2 separate regions of the Homo sapiens genome follow, and region 2 is linked to region 1. A link is a loop called in an ENCODE intact Hi-C map of the cell type or tissue named here. Cell type or tissue: PC-9. All regions are shown on one strand.

Region 1 (8,000 bases):
TGCATTTCCTGTACATGAATAGTTAGACCTAAGTGGCTTGATCTGATTCAAGTTTGATTTTTTTTTGTAAGAAGACAGGATAGGTTTGACCACTGTTTGATCTGAGGTCTTTCTTTCTTCCTTTAAAAACATGAACTAGAAGGCATACGGGAGGAATCTGCTGCGGGAAAACACAGATCGATGCTGTTGCATTTCATCTCCCAAAAGCAAGGCCATGTCCATCTTGGGGAGTGGCAGTGAACATCTCTGTCGATTGTGTCCTTGGCTGTGCAGAAGCTTTGTATTTTGATGCAGTCCACTTGTCTACTTTTGCTTTTGCTGCCTGTACATCTGTTTCATTTACATGATCTCACTTAACATGCTAAGTGTTTTATGTGCCAGGTGTTTTACTTACATTATTTCACTTGAGCCTCCCAAATGCCTTCAGAAGAAGGTGCTGTTATTCCCATTTTACAGATCTGGAAGTTGAGATCCAGAGAAGTGAAGAACCAGTTTTAAGGCTAGAGGCATAGGGTGGGGAGGATCAGGGGCAGCCTGTGCTTGTCACAGCGACTGCACGTTCCGCTGACCTCCAAGATGCGCCTGGAGATTGGCTGCCCCCGCTTCAGCAGTCAGCCCAAAGGGCAAACATAAGAAACGTTTCGGGAGGGAACAAGGGCCTCCATCCTTTCCTGTGTTGGGCTGTTACTCTTTCAGCTTGACATGCATCCCCTTGTCTTCTTGATGAAGCATTTAAGATGGATACACTCAAAGTGACACTTACATTCTGCTCCCAACTAGGAATCTCTTATTTCCCTCAGGGTTCCCACTGGGAGGAGAGGGACTGCCTTGGGTGCCCTTTGTGCTTCCTAGGTCTAGTTTCTCTGTTATTAACATTGAGGCTTTGATCTCACCTAATGGTGAAAACGGGTAAAAGTGTCAAAACTTGTATTGCAGAAAAAAAAAATCAGTAAAATAGGGTGCAAAGAGAGGCATTTGTATTAACTTCCTGGGGCTGCCATAGCAAAGTATCCCAAACTGGCTGGCTTAAAACAAGGGACGCAGATTCTCTCACAGTTTTGGAGGCCAGAAGGCTGAAATCAAAGCGCTGCAGGGCCACGCTCCCTCTGAAGGCTCTGGGGAGAATCTGTTCCACGCTTCCTTAGCTTTCGGGGTTATGCCAGTCCTTGGTATTTCTTAGTTTGTGCATGTGTCACTCCCACCTCTGCCTCCAGTGTCACATGCTCTTCTCTTTGTGGATCTGCTGTGGTTGAATGTGTCCCCTGAAGTTCATGAGTTGGAAGCCTAATCCCCAGTGTGACAGCATTGTGAGGTAGGACATTTAAGAAGAATGTAACGGATTAATGTCCTTATGCTGAGAGTGGGTTTCTTATAAAAGCAAGTTTGGGGTAGGTGCGGTGGCTCAGGCCTATAATCCTAGCACTTTGGGGGGCTGAGGCGGGTGAATCACCTGAGGTCGTGAGTTCAAGACCAGCCTGGCCAACATGGCAAAACGCTGTCTCTACTAAAGATACAAAAAAATTAGCTGGGGGTGGTGGTGGGCGCCTGTAATCCCAGCTACCCAGGAGGCTAAGGCAGGAGAATTTCTTGAACCTGGAAGGCGGAGGTTGCAGTGAGCCAAGATCACGCCACTGTACTCCAGCCTGGGTGACAGAGTCAGACTCCATCTCAAACAAACAAACAAACAAACAAAAAAAGAAGTGTGGGCTCCTGGGCTCCCTCTTGCCTTGTGATGCCATCGGCCATGCTATGACTCAGCAAGAAGGCCCTCACCAGATATGGCCCCTTGATTTTGGACTTCCCAGCCTCTAGAACCGTGAGCCAAATAAACTTCTTGTTTATAAATGATGCGCTCTGTGGTTTTCTGTTATAGCAGCACAGAATGGACTAAAACAGCATCTATGTCCAAACTGCCCTCTTAAGGACACTGGTCATAGTGGGTTAAAGCCCACCCTAACGGCTTCATCTTAACTTGAATATATTTGCAAAGACACAATTTCCAATAAGGCCACATGCATAAGTAACCAGGGGTGACAATGACATTATATGTTTTGGGGGGACACAGTTTAGCTCACAGCAGCCATTTGGAACTGGGATTAAGAGCATAGGCTATGGCCAGGTGCAGTAGCTCACACCTGCAGTCCCAGCACTTTGGGAGGCCAAGGTGGGAGAACTGCTTGAGCCCAGGAATTTGAGACCAGCTTGGGCAACATAGGGAGACCACATTTCTACAAAGAAGAAAAAAAACCCACATTAAATTAGCTGGGCATGGTGGCACATGCCTGTAGTCCCAGCTCCTCAGGAGGCTGAGCTGGGAGGATCACTTAAGCCCAGGAGGTCAAGTCTGCAGTGAGCTGTGATTCCACCACTGCACCCGAGCCTGGGTGACAGCGAGATCTTCTTTCAAAAAAAAAAAAAACAACAAAAAACCAAAACACACACACACACACAAAACACACAAAACCACACACACACACACACACACACACACACACACACACACAACCAAAAAACGAGCATAGGATTTGGTATTAGACTGTTTCGAAGGCCTCAAATTTGGTGTGGTATGAACTTGGCCAAATTAGTTAACATTTCTGGGATAATAAAGACTACCTCATGATAACGTGTGAAGATTAAAAAAGATCATGTGTCCAAAGCACTTGGCTGAGTGCCTGGCAGGAAGAAGCACTTGGTGGTTGGTAGGTCTCCTCCCCTTATTTTTCTTTGCATTACTGTTATTTGCAGTAGTAGTAATGATTAATAGTCTGTGGTCTAAGCAGGCCTCATCATGAGGGTGAGATTTCAGCAGGACTTGAAGGAGGCAGGGGAGCTGGCCCAGCTGGTATCTGGAGAAAATATTCCAGGGAGAGGAAACAGCTGTAACAAAGCTTCCAGATCCTTCTTACATTGCTCTGCTTTAAGATTTTTTTCTTTTTCCTTTCTTCCCCCACACTAGAACGCAAGCTCCTGAGCACGGGAGTTTACTGCCTCCTAGATGAGTCCTAAGCCCCCAGAACAGTGCCTGGTGTGGAGCAGGGCACTCTGTGCACAGTGTAACAGTTGTTATATAAATCAGTATTGAAGCCCAGAGGGACTGGGGAGGAAACATCTCTTTTGTGAAGTTCTAAAAAGTCATGAGATGATGTGGACCATGAGCCTCATGAGAGCCCCCTCATTGCAGGCCAGGTGGCTGGTGCCTGTATTTGAAAGACTCCTCTGAACCAGGGGTACCACCTTCTCCTCTTTCCACTGGACACTTCTGATTAGGACTTATCCCAGGGGCTGGTCCTAAAGCAGTACTTAATTAAATTAAATCAAATTATGTATTTATTTATTTAGAGACGGAATCTTGCTCTGTTGCCCAGGCTGGAGTGCAGTGGCAAGATCTCGACTCACTGCAACCTCTGCCTCCCAGGTTCAAATGATTCTCCTGCATCAGCCTCAGCCTCCCTAGTAGCTCGGATTACAGGTGTGTGCCACCATGCCCAGCTAATTTTTGTATTTTTAGTAGAGACAGTGTTTCACCATGTTGGCCAGGCTGGTCCCAAACTCCTGACCTCAAATGTTCGCCTGCCTCGGCCTCCCAAAGTGTTGGGATTACAGGCGTTAGCCACCACGCCCAGCCTTTTTTTTTTTTTTTTTTTTAAAGACAGGATCTTGCTCTGTCACCCAGACTGGAGTGCCGTGGCGCCATCTCGGCTCACTGCAGCACTGATCTTCTTGGGCTCAACTGATCCTCCCACCTCCGACTCCGGCGTGGCTGGGACCACAGGCACATATCACTACGCCAGTTAATTTTTTATTTTTGTAGAGATGGGTCTCACTGTGTTGTCTAGGCTGGTCTTGAACTCCTGGCTTGAAATGATCCTCCTCCCTTGGTCTCCCAAAGTGCTGGGATTAGAGGTATGAGTCACAGCATCTGGCCCCTAAAACAGTAAAAATCAGGGAATCGTGGGTCTGGATTTCAAGAGGCTCAGGAATGAGCTCATCAAATCTCTCCCTCAGTGGAGGTGAGGGGCAGTCTTTTGTACTTCTGGCTCCTGGAGCCAGCCTTGTTTTTCTTTCTGAGCAGGCACTGGGACACTTTCCTCCGTTCTCCTAAAAGGCAAGAGGAGCTCTCTCCACACATGGCTAAGTCGTATTCTTTGTGCGCGGTTGGTCTGCGCACTTGGCCACCTCTGGATTTGTCTGTAACACTGCAGATTATGTGGCATCTCTCTAACTTAATAGTCAACTGGCAATCTAGAGGGAAAAACTTTGTGGGATGGGGACGCTGCACCAGCGCCACGATCCACATAGACGTGCTGGCTTTCACCAGCCACTGTCCAGACTCTGAACAGACATCAGTTGAGCACCTGCCACATGCCGGATCCTTGCCAGAGCTCAGAGCATCGAGATGAACAGGTCACCCTCCTCAAAGGACTCAGGGGACCACTGTGTCAACAACAACTGCTACTAACATTTACATGGTCCTTTAGAGCCTGCAAAGTGCTGTTGCCTATAAACAACTTGCCAGGTGAGAAAAACCAGTCTAAACAAGGTAAGGGATTGCACAACAGCTTCCTGGCAGTGACAGCAGTGCCGGGCAGCAAACCCTCCTCTGACTGCAGATGCCAGCCGCTTTCAACCACTGCTCTCCGCTGGCCAGGAGGGAGTGAGGGTAGGGTAGGGACGGTGACTTACAACAAATACAGCTGTGTGTGTGGCGGGTCTTGTGCAGCACAGAGGGAGGGGGCATCTGTTTGCTGGGGAGGGAGAGTCACAGCAGAAGTCATATTTGATTCAGATCTTGAGAGATGAGCAGAATTGCTCTAGATGGAGAATCTGGAGATATGGTGCAGGCAGGCAGGTGTGGAAGCTGGGGACCCTTCTGGAGTGCAGGGAAGTGCATCAGTGTGGGCAGAGGCCAGTGAGGGCCTCCATCTCCCAGCTCAGGAGATAAGGCTGGATTCTCTAGGCAGCGAGGGTTTCCCAGCACTGAAGTGATTCGATTTTTGGTTTAAAAATGCAGCCAGGCATAGTGGCCATAATTCGGAAGGGACACCTCTTAGGGCTTACAACTCGAATGCATTCAAAGCTGTTGGAAATGCTGCCCTCTTAGGAGATCTTTTCAAAGGGGTGGGGAGGAGGATTTAAAAATGCACAGAAAACGAGGTGGTTTCCAGCTTTTCTGCTTTGTGTGTGCAGGAGCAGAGGTGAAGGAGGCTGTGTTGGAAACAGGAGTGAGGTGCCCAGGGGCAGGGCTGTAGACAGAGGTGAGGGCTCCTCGACTGCCACCCTCTCCCCTTGCCTGGCGGGTAAGTGAGGCCACTGTGGGAGCTTTGCTCCTCCTTCCTGGGCCTTCGCGCCTGAGCCCCGCAGACTCCATCGCACGCTCCGTGTCTCCTCTGCTCTCTGCAGCTCAGGCAAGTCGGCCACAAGTGCAGGGCCCGGCTCCGGCCACTTCTTCCCCATTGGCCCAAAGGGCACAGGTGAGGACGGGGACAGCAGGAAAGGAAGGAAGCTGATCTGAGAGCAGCGTCAGCCCGGCTGAGAGCCCACTGCTGTGTGCCAGGGGCAGCTCCCATCCAAAGCCTTTCGCCCTCCAATGCCTGTGAGGCCCAGGAGGTGGCTTGAATGAGTGAGCTAGGGGGCCTGGGTGCAGGCAGAGGAGCAGGGCCTGGCCCATCGCAGTCCCCTCTCCCCACCCCAAGCTGTGACAACCGAAGATGTTTCCACATTGCCAAATGCCCCCCTGGGGAACAGAATCTCCCCTGGCCGCGAAGACCGTCCGCTTCCCTGAGTTTAGAAGACTAAACCTTCCTAAGAAATGTTCTAAGAAATTCTATCAGTTCAATACATTTACATCATAAACTCTTCTTAGAGATTAGAATGCGAAACAGAACCAACATCCTTGATTTGTGACATGCACCTGCCCTTATCCACCACCCAGGTGACATTCAGGACAATCCTCTCAAGTGCCCTCAGCTCCGCCTCAAGGCGGGGGTGGGACAGCACAGGCAGCCAGCGCCCACGGGGTCCCTCTGAGCCTCACCATGACGAGGTCAGGGCAGACACCTGGGGGTCACCCAGCAAGGGTTTCTCTATCTAGAACCACTTAAGACTTATTCCCTTCAAATCTCTCCTTCAATACATATTTACCAATGTGTGGCCTTTAACTAGACTTGGCCTCATTCAGGGCCACTTTCCCTTATTCCTACAAAGGCACTGAGCAGGAGCAGCACGCTCACCACAGCCACGCCTTCACCATTTGCTAGGAACAAATGCCAACCCTTCGCTGGAAGAGGGTACCAGGCCTTTGTTAGTTGTAGCCTGACAACAGGAAGAGGCTGCTCCAAGGCCAAGCCTCAGTGAGAGGCCTGTTGTGAGCCGTGCCGTGCCTGGCACAACTCAGGAGCCTGGAACAAGCATGCCTGAGGGAGACCAAGCTCTGCTGAACGAGCCTCGCGGGAATAGGAATAGGAATCGCGAGTACCTTTCTACATGCCCCGAAACCCTTTTCTAAAGCAAAAATATGCTATGTCACCTACACACCTAGATATATGCCACATCATCTATATAACTATACACGTGGTGACCTATAGTTATGTGTTGCTTACCCATGAGAATGCATTGAGAAATGTGTTGTTAGGTGATTTCATCTTTTCTTTTTTGAGCTGGAGTCTCGCTCTGTCACCCAGGCTGGAGTGCAGTGGTGCGATCTAGGCTCACTGCAACCTCCTTCTCCTGGGTTCAAGTGATTCTCCTGCCTCAGCCTCCCGAGTAGCTGGGATTACAGGTGCCCGCCGCCACGCCTGGCTAAGTTTTGTATTTTTAGTAGAGACGGGGTTTTGCCATGTTGGCCAGGCTGGTCTCGAACTCCTGACCTCAGATGATCCACCTGCCGCGGCCTCCCAAAGTGCTGGGATTACAGGTGTGAGCCACTGCGCCTGGCCTAGGTGATTTCATCTTTGTGTGAACATCATAGAGTGTACTTACACAATCCTAGATGGTGCAGCCCACTACATGCCTGGGTTATAGGTATGGCCTATGGCTCCTAGGCTACCAAACTGTACAGCATGTTACTGTAGACAACTGTAACACAATGGTATTTGTGCATGTAAACATAGAAAAGGTACAGCAAAATGCTGCTGTGATACTCTCATGGGGCCACTGTGATATATGCAGTCTGTCCTTGACTGAAGCATCTGTACATGGCCCACGACTGTACCTATATATGTGCCACGTCACCTGTATGTAGATATGTACTCTGCAGACACTCATGTGTTGGGTACACAAACAAGGAGCAGATTGATAAATTCTCTGAGTTTCAAAATTGTGTTGTTTTGGCAGCTTTGTGACTTTTTCCTTTCTCCCAAATATTACCATTAGCTTAAATCACAACCACTATTGTTTCTATGGGGAAAACATACACATTTGCTCTCCCTCTCATATTTGGACTACTAGGAAATGAAAAACTTGATACCTTAGCACCCATGCAAAAAACCTGTGTGGCAATTTTAAATTAAATATATTCATACTCAGCCAGGCACGGTGGCTCACGCCTGTAATCCCAGCACTCTGGTAGGCTGAGGCAGGTGGATCGCCTGAAGTCAGAAATTTGAGATCAGCCTGGCCAACGTGGTGAAACCCCGTATCTACTAAAAATACACACACACACAAAAATTAGCTGGGCGTGGTGGTGCATGCCTGTGATCCCAGCTGCTTGGGAGTCTGAGGCAGAAGAATCGCTTGAACCCAGGAGGTGGAGGTTGCAGTGAGCAGAGATCACGCCACTGCACTTCAGCCTGGGCGACAGAGCAAGACTCTGTCTCAAAAAAATAAATAAAATAAAATAAAATAAAAATAATAAATACATATATTCATACTTAATAGTGGAGAGAGAGAGTTTATGAATTAAACCCTGACTTTTTTTCCTGATACCGGAAAAGAGATGAAATTCATGTACTTCTTTATTTGGGGAGAAATAGCTAAGTGGAAAACTGCATGTAGAATTTTAA
Region 2 (8,000 bases), 74 kb before region 1:
TATGTTGCAAACTTTTGAAGTATGTGTAGACAGAGTTTTGTTTGTCTGAAAACTAGAAGTTGAATACTGTGAGTTGATCTACTAAAAACGGTGCTCCTTAATAAGGTGTGCCAAACCAACTGAAAAAGACTGGTGGGGAAAATCACAGCAATCTAAATAGTTGAGGTGTAGACTGTTTCCCAAGCATCTCACTCGGAAGAAACCGAACCAGAAGTCATAATGGACAAATCGTGGATGTAGTCATACTGAACAGCAGTGGGTGAACTCATATTCAAAGATGACAATTTGAAAATTTCACAAGATGAGTGACTGAATGTATATTTATGCTTTAAAACAAAACACTGGAGATTGACATCACCTTTCCGATTTTTTTTCCCTTTAACCAGTGTTGTTTTTTTGTTTTTTTTTTGAGACACAGCCTTGCTTTGTCGCTCAGGCTGAAGTGCAATGGCATGATTTCAGCTCATGATACAGTCTCCGCCTCCCAGGTTCAAGAGATTCTCCTGCCTCAGCCTCCCGAGCAGCTGGGATTACAGGCACCCGCCACCACACCCGGGTAATTTTTGTATTTTTAGTAGAGATGAGGTTTCACCATGTTGGCCAGGCTGGTCTCGAACTCCTGACCTCAAATGATCTGCCCACTTCGGCCTCCCAAAGTATTGGGATTACAGGTGTGGGCCACTGCGCCTGGCCCTTAACTAATGTTTTAAAGTAAGTAACCCGGCTGCCTCAGATAGGAGAGATCTACTCCTATATCAATATACCCAATTTACAGGCGACAAAGGTACGGTGAAGTAACTTGTCCAAAGTTGTTAGTGGGGATAAATGAAAACCCAAATCTCACATCTCTCAACTGCAGGTTTCTTTTTTCCATTTCTAGAAATTATGAAATAGGATGTATTTTCGCTTTATTTACTCAGAAAGAGCAATTCTACAGGGGTTTTATGATATAAAGGAATAATGTGAGACTTCTGTTTTATTTCACAAACAATGAAAATGGTTATTATTTAGATAGAGGTTAAATTCAATAAAAAGGATTAGACAATTCTGATCAACAAACTGGTTGATTCAGAAAGTTTTACTGACATATTTCTTGTATATTCATAAATATTTGTGTATTCAGCATATAGGTTTCTAAAAAACAAAACACCACTCTTCTCACACTCATGTTTGAGATTTGAGAATGCTCATTAAACTATGAGTTACTGAGGTAAAAGGCATATAACAAAAGAAAACACACCCATTTTAGTAAGGAGAAACTTGGTCAAAACTTGCAACAGTGCCACTGAGAAGACACAGTACCAAGCTTTTTGTCCTCTGCTTTGCACTAGGCCAGTGTTTTCTCAAATACATAAGGTCCTTGGTGAGCACACTTTCATATTTTTAATCCAGCTCAATGTATTTTTCAATTTCCCCAGTGGCACATGCTATGTTTTCAACTTGATTCTATAATGTCATCTAATTTGTGCACACCAAAAAAGAGACTTAAAAAAAATCAGTGGATGCACTAAGAAAATTTTCTACCTACTACTTTAATGCCTCAAAGTAACAATTTGTAAAGTAACACCAACACTGTTTTCTAAAAATCAGCTAGGATAAAATTGTACTTACCAACAACAAAACAATCTTTGAATCATGTTTTTCAAGTAAATTAGTAAAATAATGGAAATTCATAAACAAACATGAACTTCCAACATTCATTAGATTATTGGTACACTAAATTTGTTCTGGACAAGGCCTTACACGTGGCAGTATATACATTTTAAAAATATACAACTGAAATTAAAAAAATCTTTGTATAAAAATGGCCAATAGTTTTACTATTTAAAGTGCTCTTATAAGTCAGTAAGAAAATGATCATGTTTCCAAATACTAAGTACACAGTGGTTTTAAGCATAAAATCCAATCCAAGCATTGCTTTCAGTGACAATATAAATAAATACATTAAACAGGAAGAGAGATATCCATCTATCATTGAACATGAAATATTATAAAGCCATTTACTATTTCAAATACTAGGTAATATGGAAAAATATATATTACATGGTAAGTAAAAATATAAAAACATGGAAAATATAAACCATAAAACAGCATTCAGAGAGCAAATAAAAGGATGTTAAAACAATCCATGCAGACTAAAACAAAGACCAGAAAAAACATATACCAAGATATTAACAGTATCTATGCTTAGGTAATTAGATTAAGAATGATTACCCTCACTTTCTATTTTTCACAGTTCCTCAATTTTCCTTAAGGAACACATAATTCTGGTACTTGGTTTTGATTCAGGTGTAAACTTTCTCGGGGATTGACAGTATGGGGTCTGTTTATAAGAATGGCCGAGAATGGTACTCAAACATTTTATAGCTAGAACTCAACACCCTAAAGTATGTTTCTCTGCCACGGAGAAAAATGTTAAACAACACACTCACAGAGCAGCAGACTGAATTTTCACTGGCAGTGGAGTATGTGGGGGTAAGGAACCCAGACACTGGCCAACATGGCAGCCTCCAGCCACATGTGGCTACTGAGCACCTGAAATGGGGCTACTGTAACCGAGGGAGGCTTAATTTTCCATTTTTAGTTAAACAGCCACCTGCAGCACAGAGAGCAAACACTTCTATCACCGCAGTAAGTTCTATTGGACAGTGTCAGCCTTGACTGTGGAACTGGAGAGATGGCTATGAATCCCAGCAATGTCATTATGTAGCCCTGGGCAAGCTGCTTTAGGTCTCTGTCACTCAGTTTCTTTCCACGTAAAGTGGGATATAAAACATCTCTGATGAAGGATTAAGGTAATGATGAAATAAGTAATGTATCATATGTAGGCAAAGAGAGTAGCAAACTCCCTAACATGTCGCACACACTCAATAGATGCTACGTAGCCACCAAACGCCCTCCACTGGCACTGATATTTTCATAAAGTCTTCAAACATAAGCTGTCACCAATGCCCAGAGCTCCGCTGCTGTATACAGCCAGCTGTTCTGTTAACAGACACAGACCACTGCTCCTCCTGATAATACATGCCATCCCCCGATAAGAGGAGACATGAAATACGTAGCTAGAGGAACCGATATCCATTCTTATTAATAAAAATAGTGGCTTTGTTTTTATGTAGTAAAGTCAGACTCTATTACCAAAAGGTCTTATTTCATAAATTCAAAGGATAAGATATTGAACAAACCCAAACCCCCACATTTTATTAGAAAGTCTATTTCACCTTAATATGGTAAAAACACACACAAAGTAAAATTAATTTAGGCATTTCCCATTTCAATTAGCAGAAAAGCTTAGATCATGCTGAACCACTGTTTTTCTAGGTAGCTTGAGGTAAGAAAGAGCCTTTTATCCTATTGGTGTAACTAACAGAACATCTAGTGGGCCATGTTTCCCAGCAATCCAGTTGCTCCACGAGAAAATCACTAAAAAACATGTAGCCTAATAATTCTAATTGTCACTATTAATAATTCCAGCACAGTCCCTTAAAAGGATCAATGTTATCTATGAGTAGCAAATCAACTCAAGCAGGCAGCAGGAGTCTTACCTTTTGATTGATGTAACAGAATACACAAGAATATAGCCATTAATATCTATGGAGTATGTCTGAGGAAAGATAGAATATTCATCCTGTGGGGAAAAAAAATTATCTTTGAGTAGTCTTCATATAGCATCACAAACAAACTTTACCCAAAGTTTTTCATGTATTACCTGAAGAAATCAAAGTAGACGCAGAGTGGATTACAATATTATGCCAGAAACAGCCTACAAAGTGAAGCTTTAAGAATGGCCTGGAGGTGATAATGTGGTTCAAGCCAATATTTAAAAATGACTAGCTGTTCTAGAACTTTAGGGGAAAGTCTGATGACCTTCATAATTTCTGGGAGAAGAGGATGGATGGAACACAAAAATCATTGGCTCTGTGATCTCAAAACAAGGGATGAGCATCACTAACTCCAGAACCTTCTAGACCTCAGGACATTTATAAATCCTGCTGATTTATCCCATAAATCTGTATTTTTATATTTGAAACTGGCATATTATTTGATTTATTCTCTGCATGTCAGTCACAATGACCTGAGCTTCAGTCTACAGGTTGCTAGAGGGGTGCCATCAGCATCTGAAGGAGAGAGGGAGAGAGGGAGGGAGGTGGGGGAGAGAGAGAGAAACAGAGAAAGAGAAAAGAGGATCAAAACACCAGGTTCAATTGAGGTATTCAGACTTTTGGGGACCAAGAGAGTTATTTACTGAGCAACTCTAGGAATTAAAGAGAAAGGTACCTATTACGCAACAGCACAGTAGTCTTTAGTTTTATAAAGCAGCGTTATGACACTTTGCTTTATATACGTATTAAAGCATACAGAAAGTTCTGATGTCAGTGCAGTTTTCAACAGCACGCGCCACTGTCTGGTACGAACGTTTCATTCTTAGTTGAAACTAAATTGTCAACATAACACATGTCCTAAGCACTATTATGGAAAAATCACATCATGGTACCAGAAGATTAAGCAGCAGTCTATTATTTTTGTAAACTTATAGTATGGTTATAACCACTGTTTATGACAGCCCAGAATTACTGCCCTATGGTAAAGTTCTTTAAAGAAAAAAAAAAAAAGAAAAGAAAAATTAAGTTTTATTATAAATTCTTTGATATAATAAATAAGATTAAAAACAAAATCCCAAATGATTTTAATCACTAGCTCAGCTAGAGTAGGTTCAAAGTTAAAATTCTGTTTTCCCTAAAGGGAAACTGTGGAAACATAGAAAAAAGAAGTTATGTCTAAGAAGCACTGAGTAAAAAACTACCAGTTAGAAGGTATAATGGAGGAAAGAGCCCCCAGCTGATATAATTCTGATTTTTTTTTTTGAGACGTAGTTTCCCTCTTGTTGCCCAGGCTGGAATGCAATGGCACTATCTCAGCTCACTGCAACCTCCACCTCTCAGGTTCAAGCGATTCTCCTGCCTCAGCCTCCTGAGTAGCTGGGACTACAGGCTACACCACCACACCTGGTTCATTTTTGCATTTGCAGTAGAGACAGGATTTTACCACGTTGGCCAGGCTGGTCTCGAACCCCTGACCTCAGGTGATCCGCTTGCCTTGGCCTCCCAAAGTGCTGGGATTACACGTGTGAGCCACTGCACCCAGTCTGATTTTTTTTTTTTGAGACAGTCTCATTCTGTCACCCAGCCTGGAGTGCAGTGGCAGGAGCTACTGTGCCCGGCCTTTAAAGTCTACTTTCTGAGAAAGAATAATAGCAATATAACAATATAATAGCAATTGGGAGGGCAGCTGAGTAGAAATCATAAAGCTCTCATAAGTAATACTGTACTGGCTCACAAACAGAACAGACTGAAAAATCCAGAAAGACCTGACAGATATGAGAATGAGGTACATGATAATATTGGCATTTCAATCAGTGAGGACCAAAAGTAACCCTCAACTGAGTGTAGGGACAAGCCCAGAGCCACCTGAGGATGAATGGCTAAGCTGGAACTCCAATTCACACTTTGGCAAAAACATATTCCAGAGGAAGCAAAGATTTAAAGATGAAAACGATGCGTATGATAGATGGGAGAGCTTAAAATACATTATCAGTTAAAAAAAGATTAATAAGGCCGGGCACAATGGCTCACGTCTGTAATCCCAGCACTTTGGGAGGCCAAGGTGGGCAGATCACAAGGTCAGGAGATTCATATCATCCTGGCTAACACAGTGAAACCCCGTCTCCACTCAAAATACAAAAAAACTAGCTGGGCGTGGTGGCGGGCGCCTGTAGTCCCAGCTACTCAGGAGGCTGAGGCAGGAGAATGGTGTGAACCTGGGTGGCGGAGCTTGCAGTGAGCCGAGATCGCGCCACAGCACTCCAGCCTGGGCGATAGAGCGAGACTCCGTCTCAAAAAAAAAAAAAAAAAGATTAATAAATAAATTCAACTATGTGAAAAAGTTCTTCATGGCTGCAAACCCCTCAAATAAAAACCATAAATAAAAGACAAACTGAAAACAAAACTGTGCATCTCAGATCATATACAAAACGCTAATTTTCTTCACATATCAAGGGGAATCTCACATCAACACGCAAAGACCAACCACCCAATAGAAAAAAAATGGCCAAGTACACAGACAGGATAATTCATAGGGGGAAAAATACAAACATCTTCTAACATAGGAAAAATCAAAGCCCCTCCTAAGAAGAAAAGTGCATTATTAAAAGTACACTGCATTTTTAAAAGTACACTGCTTTTTCTCACCTATCAGATTGGTAAGTACCAAAACGTTTGCTAACACATAGTGCTGGTGAGGGTGTAGGGAAATAGACACTCTCATTCACTGCTGGCAAGAACATGAACTGTAACCCTATGATAGCCCACATCCAGGAAGTTTTCCTATGTGCATTATTACCCTATGTCTAAAACAACGTCCGGGATGTTCATTAAGGGACTGCTGATGGTAGCAAGACCAGCAACAGTCTAACTGTTGATCAGCAGTTAACTTAGGATATATATCCCAACAACTGGATATTACGCAGCCTTGGGGGAAAAGGAGGCCATAGGTATTGATATGGAATAATCTCCAAGAGGGAGATGTATTACTTTTTGTGTAAAAAGGAAAAAAAACAAAACAAAACCCAAGCTTAAAACTATATTTGCATATTCATGTATCAAGTATCCTAGAGGCATATACTAGAAACTGGTAAATGTGGTTGCTGGTGGGGGTGGGGGGTTAGATAGCTAGGGTAGGAACGTCTTAAGTTTTACTATTTACACCTTTTGGCACTATTTATTTTTGTACCATGCGCATTACACCTATTTTTTAAAAATTAAACTCAATTTTCAAAAAAGCAAATTTGGTTACATTATAAGATGGATTGTCATTGAATCAATTTTAATTATTATTAATTATTATTTTTTTTTTTTGAGACAGAGTTTCACTCTTGTTGCCCAGGCTAGAGGGCAATGGTGCAATCTTGGGTTACTACAACCTCCGCCTCCTGGGTTCAAGCAATTCTCCTGCCTCGGCCTCCCAAGTAGCTGGGATTATAGGCATGTACCACCATGTCTGGCTAATTTTGTAGTTTTAGTAGAGACAGAGTTTCACCATGTTGGTCAGGCTGGTTTCAAAATCCTGACCTAAAGTGATCCACCCGCCTTGGCCTCCCAAAGTGCGGGGATTACAGGTGTGAATCTAAGTTATTAACCCATTTATGCCGGAGGTTGCAAAATTTTTTTTTTCATGAAAAATCAGACCTTGGTGACCTTGAGCAGTAGGATATAAATAACTCCCACAAGCTTAACGTTCCAATAATGTAACACCAGGCATAAATAGGTTAATATAGAAGAGGCTACTTTTTTTTTTTTTTGATACTTCACATTCTTACCCCAAAATTCATTTAGGGTATATGTTCTCACCCTAAAATTGGGCAAAACCAAAATATTTCATGCAATCTAAAAATAATCTGTATTTAACCATGTTCATCATCATTCCTAGGTGGGCAATTAAACCACTATTAAACCATAGTGGTATGGATGTACCGACATAAACTACTAAGTAGTAAATAGAACTTGCTAACAAATACCGCTATGCAGCAATTCACTGCGTGCAATTTCACTCCTGAAATGTGGAAGCCAGTGAACAAATTTACTATAGATTACTTTTAAAAGAATTTGCCCCTTAATCATTTTACCCTACTACTACCAGTCTTAATCCTAGAACCAGCCCCCGTATGCATCCAATTTATAAAGCAGCTCTTGGAGCAGTAAACACCTGAGTTTGTTATCATCCAGTTTTCAACAGAATGAAGGGTGAAACCACGGCAGGACATGCCTGTGTGCCACCATCCTGAGCTGTAAATAAAGAGCACATCTTTAATTTATTGTCTCTCAACTGTAAATATAACCTTCAAGAACTACTAGTTGCAATGACTACAAATAATTTAAAGTAGCCAAATTTGGATATATTTTGTGCAAAAATTCTCCAAATACTCTTACCCAGTTGTAATATAA

What was found. A loop is a pair of places that touch in the nucleus more often than their neighbours do. Peaks named below come from ENCODE experiments on the same cell type or tissue, not always from the same donor. Only the 100,000 strongest peaks of a DNase experiment are listed, where the experiment ranks them.
Region 2: it touches region 1 in a loop (2.2-fold over the local background); 2 of 110 quality-filtered maps call a loop at or near these places.

What each region holds. Positions count from the first base shown.
Region 1 is chr7:151,548,075-151,556,074 of GRCh38, forward strand. No RefSeq gene overlaps it. Among named protein-coding and RNA genes, the nearest start is that of RHEB, 32 kb to the left of the region's middle. In PC-9, no CTCF peak of the experiment used is centred here; a DNase peak (open chromatin) is centred at 4,527.
Region 2 is chr7:151,473,788-151,481,787 of GRCh38, forward strand. It overlaps RHEB (Ras homolog, mTORC1 binding), which reads right to left. Exons shown (of 8, transcript NM_005614.4): 4 at 3,546-3,628. Among named protein-coding and RNA genes, the nearest start is that of CRYGN, 38 kb to the left of the region's middle. In PC-9, no CTCF peak of the experiment used is centred here; no DNase peak of the experiment used is centred here; H3K27ac peaks cover 1,034 bases.